2 separate regions of the Homo sapiens genome follow, and region 2 is linked to region 1. Evidence: chromatin loops called from intact Hi-C (ENCODE). Cell type or tissue: GM12878. All regions are shown on one strand. Region 1 overlaps PDE4B (phosphodiesterase 4B). Region 2 overlaps PDE4B (phosphodiesterase 4B).

Region 1 (2,500 bases):
CGATTAGTTAAGTGGCATGCATTTGACAAAGTATTAACAACCAACCCACCATATATGCTTACATATTTTCTGTATGAATTTAAATAAGTGACTCACTCCTCTACAGGTGAGCAGCTAATAAACCAAACCCTCAATACCTCATTCCTGAACTCCCTCGGTAGCCTCCTAACTCTCTGCCTGTTCCCAATCTCGTTCCAGTTTTAGTATCTCCCAACATGTCTTAGAATAGATTTAGGTATTCCCTCTCCAGCCCCTACAGAAACTTTAGTGTCCTTATCTTCATTCTTAAGGTTTTGTATTCCTGGGGCAACTTTTCCAGGGCTGTCTAGGACCCTTAGAAAGCAGTTGACAGGCAAATAGAAATAAAGAAGCTAGAGAATAATTGTTTAAGGTGTTATACTCTCTCCCAACCCCTGCCCAGTGCTATCTATTTGTGTTTTCATGGAGACTTTAGAATAGAGCTTCTCAACCAGTGCATTTCTATACATAATATCATATAGGAGGCTGAGACAGTCGTCCCCTCAGTCCCTAGGATAGGCATGTAATTCCTAGAACCACAAACAGCATTATCTATGTAGTTCAGTATTTACTACAAATATTAACATTCCAAAGTGTGCCAATGGATGAAAAAAATAATTGAGAGGCATTTAAAACACAGAAAGTCCCTCCAGTATCTAAAAACAATGAATTTCCACCCTGACATTTTACTGTCTTGGAAATTTAATGCCACCAACCTATAGTTAAAACCTACATGATTATGGCCAATTACATTTGGAAGGGATTTGTCCAAGTTGGCCCTGGATCAGGGAGAGCAGCAGCAGGTGAGAAATGCTGCCTTTGAGCAGCTGATGCAACCCAGGTGTGGCAGAGCATGGAGGGCCATACCCTAAGAAGGAGACCAGCAGAGAAACTGAAACAAGTGAGTAACTAACCTACAAGAGGACCCAGAAATTTAGAAAAGGAACTCTCAGAGCAGAAACTGAAAGCCAAGAACAGAACCCAAAATTGAGTCAGAGGAAATGAGGCAAAAGGTCAGACCTCGGGGAAGGAAGCTAGAGATGCCAAATCAGCAGAAGGCTGAGGGCTGAGGTCAGGGATGAGTCAATTCATCTGCTCTCAAAGCCAAAAGAAGCCCTAGCCCTTGAGCCACCACAAGGGTTAAAACTTCTTTAGTGAAATGAAAGGAACTAAGCTTAATTCCTCACTGAAACCTCAGTACTACAATATGTTAATTTTGTCTTTTAATGGTCCTGGGGTTTTTTTTGGTTTGTTTGTTTGGCTTTACTTTTTCCCCCTAATTTCCTCATTTACCTTCTGTATATTTTATATTTCATGTAATTTTTATTTAACGTTAATGAAACAGCAGCTTTCAAGTTGTCTTAGGCAGACAAGAAATTTTTTTCTAAATTTATTGAAATAAAAGTATATGTAAATTATGTCATAATATAAAGAGAAAATCCAAGCCACCTTACTATCATTAATATTAATATTATTTGTATTACTAGTAGCTATCATGTACTTAACTTTGTAACCTTGTGTCTTGTACTATGCTAGATGACTTTATATGTTAACTCACTCCTCACATTATCCACAGGAGGGATTATTAGTCACAAACAAATGAGGAAATCAAATAGGTCAAAAATTTTTCCATGATCCTATAACTAATAAATGGCAGGAATGAGATGTAAACCTGTGATGTGTCTGATTCTTAATTACTGCACTCAGCTCTATTTTATTTAAAATATGCTTATTTAAATATGACCCACATAAAATGGGTCATTTGCTTAATGAACATCTGTCAAAGCACAGCTGGGTATTAAGTACTTTTCTAGGTGCCCTTGGGGCAAAAGAAAAAGGAGAATCTGACATAGCCAAGCCTTGAGGATGCTCAAGTTAAGTTTGAAGACAAGACGTAGTCCATGAAATACAACAAAAATTAGTCCAAAGTCATAGGTAAGCCTTCAATTTGAGCCCTGAAGATACTATTTCTCAGCATATGACCCTGAGCAAGTTATTCTTATTGTGTAAAGCTGAGATCATAATGATATGAGCCTCATGGGGTGTTCTAAGGATAAGATGAGATAATGTAGACCATTAGTTTTCAACTTCAGGTGATTTCCTCTCTGACAAAAGATATTTGATAATGTCTGAAGCATTTTTGGTTGTCACAACTGGGTAGGGGGAAAAGAGAGTGTTGTTTGCATCTAGTTGGTAGAGGCCAGGGATGCTGTTAAACACCCTGCAATGCACGAGACAGGCTGTCTCCCAAACAGGGAATCATCTGGCCCAAAGTATCAATTGCACTGGGGTTGAGAAACCCTAACGTATTCGAAGCGTTTAGCAGAATCCTAAAGGCATTTAGTAGTAGATCCTCCACATTAACTCACTATATTTGCATGAAAAGGGGGTAGCACTTATGGCATTTATGTACTTAAGAAAAGAATTAAATAGAAAATAATTGTAAATATTAATAATAATTTTAAAATATAACCCTTTAAGA
Region 2 (2,500 bases), 430 kb before region 1:
TGTATCACAATTTTCTCAAGCATTTTCTCTACTTTCACTCTTCATATTTGCAATTCTGAATAATGTTGCAGTTGATAACTTTGAGCTTGTAGCTACTTCAACATTTAAATGAGGTCACACAGAAGTTTCAGATAGATTAAGACAGGAAGTTACTCACAAGTTTCTGAATATTTGATTGTGACTTATACCTGCCTGGAAGGGGTTGCCCATATATACACGGCATTGAAAGTGGCCTTTTCCCTGGGTCCAAAGACCCTGCCAAGCCCTGCTCTCTGATCTTCAAGATTATTTATGTTGCCTGCTCACTTGGATCTGCCTTCTTCTCCCTGCCTCTGCCAATATCCCTGGACTGAATCAATTGCTCATCTGAGACCTAATGTTTTAACAGCCTTCTCTTGCATTGTATCTAGTGTTCTCAGCTCTTCCAGGCAGTGATGGTGGGTGATGGGCTGTATGAGAAGTGGTGCTTCCCATAACTGGAATGTCTTTCCCATTACAGTCTCCATTGAGCTAGTATCTTCAAAATTCAGTTCATGCCATCTCCCAGAGTATGCGCTCTCTGACACTGCAGTCCAGTTTGATTTTGACACATGCTCCTCCTCTGTGCTCTCCTAGATTCCTTTACCATAGTACTTTATCACAGTACTTGCAATTCTGTTTTAATTCTCTATTTATTTACTGCTCCCCAATACATTGTTATCTCCAAGCCAGAAGGGACTCAGTATTACTAAGTATTACTCATTCTTGTATCCCAGGCACCTGGGTCAGAGCCTTGTAAACAGTAGGTCTTCAAAAAATGTGGACAGAACCAACTAAAATATACTATAACTTACTGCGAAATGTTTCTCCAATCCCTCCCCTCTTTCTGCTTCCCTATACCCACCTCAGACCCCACTGCCTTGTGTTTCTGCTGTTTCCTTTAAATGAATCTACAGAGATGTGTCATTAATTTATTTGTTCGGCCTTGTGAGACAGTGATCTAAATAAAATAAGATACATTTTTTAGAAAGCACTGCTATGTTCTCCCTGAGCAAAACAAATCTGCATAGAAATATCACTGGCTTAGCTGTTTGAGATGGTCACATCTTTACACAAACTCGCAGGAGGAGAAAAGCCTTCTTATACCAGCTTGTGTCTGCCATCTTCTCATCTCTTCATTTTTCAATATGAGCAGGAACGTTCTCTGGCCCACAGTTATTCTCCTGGTGGTTTCTATTCCTGGGGAATCCTTGCAAAGCCAGCCCTGAGCTGGTGACACGTGAGCCAGCAGATGGCAGCAGACTGCCACACTGTCCTTAGGCTGCAGGCCCCAGCCTCCAAGCCCAGCAGGTGGGGCTGCTGGCAATTTTGGAGGGAGAAACATAACTGAAGCCTTATTCATAAGCCTGGGAGGAAAAATCAGGGATAAAGAAAAGAGCCACAAGGTGTACCATGAAACCTTTGATTAACCTAAGAGAAGCTCTACTTCCTAGAATTCAAGTTAAGCCAGGTGGTCGCAGAATTGCCTGCAATTGTCCCCAGGGTGGTTGTTTCCTGATCCCCAATTACTTGCACAAACTCCAATTTCTGTAACAAAGACTCATGAAGCAACATCCTAGGAATAATTCATTTCTGAACCAGAGGAGATTTTTCTTTCGCAACTTAGTCATTCTCTAGGTGAACCTCTTTGGCTTATTCTAACAAATAACCCGCTAGAAAGACTGCAAACTCCACAAAAGAGATTCAAATCCACAGGTCCGCAGAATGGTTCACTGCCTTTTGGGAGAGAGCTCTTGCTGTCTCAATTTTGCTTTTCTTTCTTAGAAATTACTCACTGAGTCTCTTTTATATCATTGAATTATAACAACTCTGGCAGGCTAATTCTTTTTGCCTCATTTCAAAGAAGAGAAAATGGAGGATCCAAAATGTGAAGCTTCATTTGAAAAATGTGAAGCTTCATTTGAAAACTGCTAAGGTGTGACCTCTTTTCATTACACCTTACAATCTGTGCCCTGACCCCTCAGATGTCCCCTTAGACTCCTTGATTCCAGAACCGGCCATGCTAGACTATACTCTTGTGTTTACTTATCTCTCTCACTCCACCAGATGGTGACCTCCTTGAAGCAGGAATGAAGCCTTCATTTAGTTTTGTAGTCCCAGGGCCTAGAGCTGAGTATCACACCAAAAGGCACATAACAAATATTTGTTAAATGAATGCAAAGATCTTATAGTTTTTTCTCGCATCTGACAAAAAGCCAGTTTCATTTGGATTAAAACCTCTGGCAGGTGATGACCTCAGTGGAGCTCTTAAAGGGAGTCACTAGGTTCTTCTTTCCGCATTCTCCCTTCAGTATCCCAGGAACTCCGTCCTAGGAGTTTTTGCTTACAGAAAATGTTTCTATAATAAGGTGTATGTTTCTGTATAGAGTGTGTGTGTTGTGGGGGTAGGCATAGTCATGAAAAAATGCTGTGTTTCTTAAAATTTCTATTGGAAAATATTCTCCTCGGTTGTACTCAGAAA

What was found. A loop is a pair of places that touch in the nucleus more often than their neighbours do. Peaks named below come from ENCODE experiments on the same cell type or tissue, not always from the same donor. Only the 100,000 strongest peaks of a DNase experiment are listed, where the experiment ranks them.
Region 2: a loop joins it to region 1, with 2.8 times the contacts of the local background. A loop is called at or near these places in 2 of 110 quality-filtered maps.

What each region holds. Positions count from the first base shown.
Region 1 is chr1:65,810,738-65,813,237 of GRCh38, reverse strand. All of the region lies in intron 1 of PDE4B (phosphodiesterase 4B), which reads right to left. Among named protein-coding and RNA genes, the nearest start is that of PDE4B, 19 kb to the right of the region's middle. RefSeq lists an enhancer at 837-1,066. In GM12878, no CTCF peak of the experiment used is centred here; a DNase peak (open chromatin) is centred at 997.
Region 2 is chr1:66,241,642-66,244,141 of GRCh38, reverse strand. The region is part of intron 3 of PDE4B (phosphodiesterase 4B); the gene reads right to left. Among named protein-coding and RNA genes, the nearest start is that of PDE4B-AS1, 190 kb to the right of the region's middle. In GM12878, a CTCF peak has its summit at 1,286 (motif pointing right); a DNase peak (open chromatin) is centred at 1,292.